Regions from separate parts of the Homo sapiens genome. Here region 1 is linked to region 2. Evidence: chromatin contacts called from ENCODE Hi-C or POLR2A ChIA-PET data. All regions are on one chromosome and are shown on one strand. Each heading gives the region's core, a stretch centred on a gene start or an enhancer-like site at or near the end of the contact. The rest is flanking DNA. Distances are from core to core; before and after follow the strand shown. Region 1 overlaps SMAD1 (SMAD family member 1). Region 2 overlaps LOC105377465 (a long non-coding RNA gene).

Region 1 (4,259 bases), core at 458-2,957, 340 kb before region 2:
GCTGCTCTAAAATAACAAGGCCCAGGCCTCTCTCCCTGTGTGGAATCCTGAAGGACAATGCGTGGTTCTCTCCCAGATGTCTCTCGCTCTACCCCCACTTCATGCTCCTTTCATTTCAGCAAGATTTCAGTAAAGAATAATTAAAATATGTTTTCTATTAGGCAAAAAGGAAAGAAGAAACATTCAGATAATTATTCATGTTTAAGCACACTTTCTTTGTGCAATTCTCATTTCTTGGGTGAGAGATTTACCAGCCTAAAGAATGAGGATTTGCAAACTGCAGGCCCAACTCAGATCACCAATAGGAAGGGAGAGAGGGTGAGCAGTGTTTCCCTCTGACTTGTTCTATGTCTCGGGCTGTTCCTATTTTATGGAAAACAAATATGGGAACGTAGACTTTTCTGGGGAACCACTTTCTTAGTGCACTAAGGTGACCCTTGTTTGGTAACTTCAAAATATGGCTAAAGTGTGGGACTTCCCTCTTTAAGGGCTGCTCCTATTGGTTAATTTGAATAAGAATCTGCTTTCAAAGAAGAGCCCAATGTTAAAACATCTTTCTTTGTACACATGAATTTCTTCCGAGTTATTTAAAAATCAGACCATGTATGTCCTTCTTGTATCCTAGGAGCTCTAACTCTGGTAAAAACCCAAATCTTTTCTCCCACCCTAACCCCTCAAATATATTCTGAAAAAACGCCCCTAGGTGATTTCACCAATCCTCTCCACCCATTTGAAAATGTCTAATTGTGTTATGTCTTTAAAAGGCTGAAGCTATCTTCTTTTCCTGATCTCTTTTCCTTTTCTCTCAGGAGAAAAAAATCTTCAGATTTCTGCCTTTTCTCAGTGACGTTAACTCTGCTTTTCAAACTGTGCATCTCTGTTAAAAATAAAATCCCTTTTCCAGTCAACAGGGAAACCCAACTAAGAATGTTTCAGGAAGCAAAAGTTTCAGAGATATTTGTGATTCTGCTATTATACTCAGCTTTTCAGCGTTGCTAAGGTACACGGAAAAGCATGAAAAAGAACAGTTAAAATTGTAGAGAGGGGCTGAGCTCTGGAAAGGATTCCTGTAAACTCTAGATGTGAGAGCTTTTTTAAGATTTTGAAGTACTGCTTGAAATTCTATCACCAAGTTGTCAGTGGTAAAGTAGTCTAGTAATGAGACAAAGTCTGACAAATCCCCACGTGGGCTGTGACCCACCAAATGTTCGTGAGAAAGCAGCTTTTTTCTTTTTTAAACACGCAAGAGAGTTCTGATATATGTTTGCCCATATAGAAGTAACAGAAAAAAAAAAAAGAAGTAACGGACACAAGCTACCTGTTACCTGGCAGTACAGAAATGCTTTCTAGTTCTGAGAAGGTGGTAAAGGCATTTAGGTTAGAGTCAAGACACCTTAGTTCTAGTCCTGACTCCCGTAACCACCTTTGTGACTTTGAGCCAATCACTTAATGTCTCAGGGACTCAGTTTCCTCACACAAAAGAGCAAGAAACTTGCTCTCCACAGGGTCTTCCTGCTCTAAATTCTGCAAGTCTTCTGATGGATGAGAATGCTGCTCATGTACACCTGGAGTTTTGTAATGTCCAAAGCTCAGCCCCAGATGGCATCTAAGTTGAATCTCAGGACATTTCAGTGAGGCCACCTACAAGCAGAAAGGAGGCCCAGGGCTAGGGACAGAATGGCCCCAGAGCCAGTCAGCTGCAGCAATTCTTGTGAGAAAGGGAGGGCAAGCTGCCAGAGCAGCTGTGCCCAATATGATGCCTACACGAGACAGATGTCCCCAGTAGAGTGTGTTCAGTGACCTTCTAAACAGAGACACTTCAAGTAGGAAGTGCCGGAAAGGGTAAGAGTAAGAACACTTAAAATTAATAGTATACACATTTATGAAATAAAATTCCTTACCTCAGCATATGTCAGGGAAACTTTACGCTGAAGAAATGATTCTTGGAACCTCAATAGAGGTTAAATTTTAATGAAAATATATAACAGCCTAAACCCCTGAGTGGTGGCACTTTTTTGTCTGCTTATTGGTGATGAGGTGATAGTACGGAGGGTCTATAATATAAGGTTCACTGGGTACCATATATGCCTCCATCATGCAGGGCACTGCAGGTATGAGTCAACAGGACAGACACTGTCCTTGCCCATTGGGAAAAGTGTCTATCACTAAATCCTCACAGCAGTTATCTCTGTTTTACAGGTGAAGGATCAGGCTCAGCCTAGCTAAGTAACCCATGCAAGGTCACACAGCTGCTAATTGAGGGCCAGGATGTGAATCAAGGTCTGCTCATAACCACTAGACAATCACTCAGTACTATAAAACTGGAAAGAGACTGTGGAAGTTGTTTTTTAAATTCTTTTTCCATCCTTCTGTTTGTTTTTTTGGGGGCAAGATCTTTTTAAAAGGTATGATAGTTTTGCCTAAAGGTAGCAACACGGTAGTATTTACTTTCTGGGAGTATAGTTACTCAAGTACAAATATATTAAAAGACAAAGATGTGAACATAATTTGACATAGATAAATGAATTTCATTCAACAATATCATAAAGCATTAAACAAAAGCCACTAAATTTACCTAAAAATCACCTAAATCTAACTCAACTTCTGAGAATCCAACTTCCTAGATAATGCCAGGCCAATGATTCTTTTTGTATACCACAGATTATTTTCTTGAAAAATACCTTCTCTGGGCACCCACAGAACGTCTGCTATGACTCCATAACCTAGTTCAGATTCCTGCTTCAACCTATCTTTGTGGCTTTTTGCAGTTTTCATCTGCTAGTTTCATACTTCTGCACCTTTGCTCACTTGGCCATATTTCCAAGTCTCAGTTCTAACAGCACTCCCATGGTGCCTTTCCCGGTCTTTCTATCCACCCCTGGTAGAAAAGAATTCCTCCCTATGCCTCAGTGTGCCCTACACAGACTTTCATTGTAGCATCTGCAACATTTTATTGCTAAGTTGACTTTACTTCACCTGGACTGTAATGCCTTTGTGGGTAGAACTGATTTTCTTTCTTTTGAAAGGAAATAGGTGCCAGTGTCTGGCACCTAATAGGTCCAGAATGAATGTTTTTTCAATATGTTTGTAAATTGTATTGCTATTCCTGACCTGTCTACTATAAGTGGGTTCATATAAACCAGTCTTTCTCAAAGTTCAGCCCTCAGACTCTTTGCACCTGAATTAGATACTTATTTAAAAAGGCAGATTCTTATACCTCATCCCAGATATAACAAGTCAAAACCTTCAGCAATTCTGGGTGAATACAGCCTAGGTACAGGAAGACAAATGGTTACTACATGCACTGGCAAGAGAGCTAGGTGTCTGGCCCTATCTATGTCTCTAAGTAGCTGTGGAACTTGAACTTCAATTTTTCTCATCTTAAGTCAAATTTCTAGAGATCATCCCTTTCACTTACAAAAAACTCTACACAGTATTGGTCCTGATTCTTTGACAGTATACAGATATAAATCCAAATGACATGGAAAAGGCTGGCATGGCCTTATAGTAAGCTTACAGAAAATTTACAGGGCCCAGTTTTTTTGGTCAAGAGGCATGTTGTCATGGAAAAAGCACTGGCTTGGGATCAAGATAGCCCACGGTCTTAGCTGTATGAATTTAGGTGGCATAAATTCCCACCTCAGTTTCCCCAAAGGGATAGCAAGCCCTTAACAGCACTCTGAGAATCAAGAATGGTGGCACACAGCAGTTTGTCAAACCTAGTTCCCTCTCTGTCTTTTCTCTTCCTACTTTCACCCTGGTAGTTTCCTTTCTTTTGCCAAGTATTTATCTGCTTTACTTCCACAGAAGGAAGGTGCTCTGTTATTAGAGACTTCGAGAGTTGTTAGAGGTAGAAAAAAACTTCAGGGTATAACCTAAAAACATCAGGAGAAAAAAAAATACCTTCAAAAGCCACACATGAAGTATAGTAACAGTCAGAAGCAGGTTTTAGTTTCTCAGTTCCAAAATTGGAAATTCTGCTTATTTACTAGCCGATTAACTAGGGCAATTTACTATTTAAACCTCACTTTTAATAATAAAATAGGAATAATAGTACTTCTCAGATTTTCTTTTAATATGGTGCTTATACATGTGTGTACCAAGTGCCACATACCAAGCTGTACCAGATATTAACTCATTGAATCCTCTGAACAACTCTGATCCTAGGTACTACATTACCTCTACTTTATAAAAGTGGAAAATGAGATATAGAGAATGAGATAGAGAATGTATCACCAATAACCAGGGAAGACAGGATT
Region 2 (3,880 bases), core at 586-3,085:
AGGGAAGATATTGAGATGACCACTCATCTCCTTGGAGGAAGGGCCTCCTGAACTGGGGATAAGACATCTGAGAAGTGCATGCTCCCTGGCACCTCTGAGAGGGTAATGAGGCTTCTTCTGGGGGTGAGAGAAAAAGCTAGGCCAACATAAAAACAGCAAAAAGTCAGAAAGAAGTCACTTCTCCTCCCCTTCAACTTTCCAATCTCCCTCTTGTGCCTCTGATTTGCAGAATTTAACAGATTGCCAACTGGCGAAGGAGCTCGGGAAATGTAATTTGCAAAGTCCCAGTCCTGGCATCAGTGAGCAGCTACAAAAGGATCTATTTGGGATCAAGAGACAATAGGTAAATTGTTGTCTCAGTAAGCTCAGGAGCATAACTTACCATTTTTTTGTTCTTTCTTGTTTCTTTTTCTTTCTGTGTTACAGTAAGGGAAGAAGTCACCACACATCCCAGCTGGAGGAGGGAACATGACTGGCTCACTTCAGCACCCTCACCATTGTTCCAGATATCCAAGGCCCTCCTTGGACCTCAACAAGACTTAAGCCGCTGCAGAGACGGTGTAAATGTGGAGTGGCTGGTTGGGGACAGAGTGAAACTCCTGGAATCAGATGGTGATCTGCTGATAAGCTGGGTCTGTGCCAGCCAGCAGAGTCCATGCGTGCAAGAGCCTGGAGTCTCCCCCTGTGAAGGCTTGGGGCTGGTTGGGCAGTAAGCCTCACAGTAATCCTTAGTCCTGTTAGATGGGAGTTCTAAATTTATTTTCAAAGAATTAATATGTCAGTATGTTCAATTCTTTGCCTTCTACTTTTAAACTTAACTTCCTCATAAAGCAACCTTTTTCCATTACCTACCCCACCCTAACTCATTCTGATCACCTGCTCCACCCTAACTCATTCTGACCACCTGCTCCACTCTAACTCATTAGGATTACCTGCTACCTGCTCTGCCCTGACTCCCGCCAAAGCTCTCATCCCATCATTCTCTTTCAATTAGCCAATCGGAATTAGTTTAGCCTGTGTGGTCTAACCCTAGCTAACAGGAGAATGACACAGCGGCTGCAGCCAAGTTCGTCAGGGATAAGAACCCCTTCCCCTCCCTTGTCCACCTGGGCGCTCACCATTGTTCCATCTGTAAGGGCGCACCGTTCTATATAGAAGTAACTTGCCTTGCTGAGAATTAAAAAGAAAATTTTATATTCGAGTGCTATTTCTTTTGCGGCACCAAAACTTTATGTGTAATAGTCCACCTACTCTGCACTTCTTGCGCACCAGGCTCCTACTTTCTGTGACATTTTTTCCTAGGTTTATGTCCCAATCACCAGTTCCTATCATCTCACTTCATGTGCTTTCTGCTTTTTTTTTTTTTGTACATAGTCACACACAAATCAAATGACTATTCTTAATTTCTTTCACAATAGTTTTTTTTTTTTTTTTTTTGAGACTGACTCTTGCTCTGTCGCCCAGGCTGGAGTGCAGTGGTGTGATCTCGGCTCACTGCAACCTCCACCTCCTGGGTTCAAGCAATTTTATTGCCTCAGCCTCCCAAGTAGCTGGGATTACAGGCGTGCGCCACCACTCCTGGCTAATTTTTGTGGTTTTAGTAGAGACGAGGTTTCACCATGTTGCCCAGGCTAGTCTTGAACTCCTGGGCTCAAGCAATCCACCCACCTCGGCCTCCCAAAGTGCTTGGATTACAAGTGTGCACCACCATGCCAGGCCCCACAATAGATCTTGATGGCTCATTAAAACTCGTGCTTAGAGCAATAGCCTTATAGGCTAGTGGTCAGTCTTTAAAACAGGTAAGGGAAATACCTTCATTCCATTCTCAGGAGTGGCAGTAGACATGCCTTTCCTGGAATGTGTTTATTGCAAAGAAAGAGAAAGAAAACATTAAAACAAGAAGTTCATGTCCTGCTACACTTTCTCATTCTACTGGTGCTTTATTTTTTCTTGGTACTTTATTGTCTACTTCTTCATCTTAGATTATCTATGGATAAGATTTTTATAAAAATGGATAATTAGGAGACTGAATGTGCTATTTATAGTTACAAGTATTTATCCTAGAAGATAATACCAGACAAGCTTATTATATTACCAAATAATGAGTTTACACATGTTGACTGTTCTTGCTAATTGGGGAAAATGAAACAAACACTTACTGAATTGTTTGGAAACATGGTAGATTTTGGCACAAGAAAATGTGGCTGACTTTATACAACTGAGCCTTGTGGTAGACCCAACAGCAAATACAGGAGTCTCCCTTTATCTGAGGTTTTGCTTTCTGCAGTTTCAGTTCCCCATGGTACAGTACAATAAGATATTTTCAAAGAAAGAAAGGGAAAGACCACATTCACATAACTTTTATTACAGTATTTTATTATAATTATTCTATTTTATTTGCCGAGTTTATAAATTAAACTTCATCATAAGTATGCATTAATATGTATAGAAAAAAACAGAACGTATAGGTTTCGGTACTGTCTACAGTTTCAGTCATTCCCCTGGGGGTCTTGAAATGTATCTCCCGCCAGTAAGGGGAGATTACTATAATAAAATGCATTTTTTTTAATTTTTAAGTTTATTTGAAATACTTATACTTCTTATTTATTTATGTATTTATATTTTTGGAGACAGAACCTCACTCTATCCCCCAAGCTGGAGTGCAGTGGCGTCATATCAGCTCACTGCAACCTCCACCTCCCAGGTTCAAGTAATTCCCATGACTCAGCCTCCCCCATGTAGATGGGATTACAGGCGCCTGCCACCACACCTGGCTAATTTTTGTATTTTTAGTAGAGAAGAGGTTTCGCTATGTCGACCAGGCTGGTCTTGAACTCCTGACCTCAGGTAATCCGCCCGCCTTGGCCTCCCAAAGTGCTAGGATTACACGTGTGAGCCCCACCATGCCTGGCCCATTTTTATTTATTTTTTATGGCAGCTCTATTGAGGTATAATTCATATCTCACAAAATTCACCTTTTCAAAGTGCACAATTTCATGGTTTTAGCATATTCATAGAGATGCACAACTTTTACCCTGATCTAATTTCAAAATATTTTCACCTGTCCTCAAAAATCTTACCTATTAACAGCCACTCCCCATTCTCCCACTCCTCAACTCCCTCTACTTTCTGTCTCTATGGATTTGCCTTTTCTGGACATTTCATATAAAGGGAATCATACATGTGGCCTTTTGTGCCAGGCTTGTTTCATTTAGCATATTTTCAAGGTTCACCATTTTGTTGTTGTGTTGTACTTTGATTTTAATTGTATTATATGGATATACCATATTTGTTTATTCATCCATCAGTTGATGGACATTTGGGTTATCTCTACTTTTCAGCTATTATGAATAATGTTGCTAAGAACATTAGTATACAAGTTTTTATCTGGACACGTTTTTAATTATCTTGAATGTATACCTTGAAGTATAATTGTTCGATCATATGATAATTCTATATTTCAGATTTTAGGAAACTGGCAAACTGGTTTTCCAAAGTGGCTGTACAATCCCTCTAGCAATGTATGAGAGTTTTACAATCCCTCTAGCAATGTATGAGAGTTCCAATTTCTCCACATCCTTACCAAAACTTGCTATTGTCTGTCTTTTTTATTATAGCCATCCTAGTATGTGTGAAGTGGTATCTCATCACGGTTTTGATCTGTATTTCCATGATAAGTAATGAAAAATCTTTTCATGTGCTTATTGGCTATTTTTATATCTTTTTTGGAGAAATGGCTATTCAAATCTACTGCTTATTTTTAATAGGGCTGTCTTTTTATTCAGTTGTAACAGTTCTTTTATATTCTCAATAAAATCCCTTACTAGATATATGATTTATAAATATCTTCTCCCAAGAATTGTCTTTTTTTTTTTTTGGA

The links. A loop is a pair of places that touch in the nucleus more often than their neighbours do. ChIA-PET counts read pairs that join two places held with the same protein, here RNA polymerase II (POLR2A). Pooled maps may share reads with other maps.
Region 1: a pooled map shows a loop between it and region 2 (2.0-fold over the local background). The contact joins two enhancer-like sites. A Hi-C loop is called at or near these places in 1 of 37 single-sample maps with no recorded cell type and 4 of 50 pooled maps. POLR2A ChIA-PET finds 5 or more read pairs at or near these places in 3 of 52 experiments (GM12878, MCF 10A and OCI-LY7).

The regions. Positions count from the first base shown.
Region 1 is chr4:145,528,864-145,533,122 of GRCh38, reverse strand. All of the region lies in intron 2 of SMAD1 (SMAD family member 1), which reads right to left. Among named protein-coding and RNA genes, the nearest start is that of SMAD1-AS1, 14 kb to the right of the region's middle. Within about 2 kb of position 1,707, at least 3 of the 41 ENCODE cell types and tissues checked have a DNase peak (open chromatin) inside an H3K27ac peak, as active enhancers do.
Region 2 is chr4:145,193,691-145,197,570 of GRCh38, reverse strand. It overlaps LOC105377465 (a long non-coding RNA gene), which reads left to right. Exons shown (of 3, transcript XR_939276.1): 3 at 427-826. Among named protein-coding and RNA genes, the nearest start is that of OTUD4, 15 kb to the right of the region's middle. Within about 2 kb of position 1,835, at least 3 of the 41 ENCODE cell types and tissues checked have a DNase peak (open chromatin) inside an H3K27ac peak, as active enhancers do.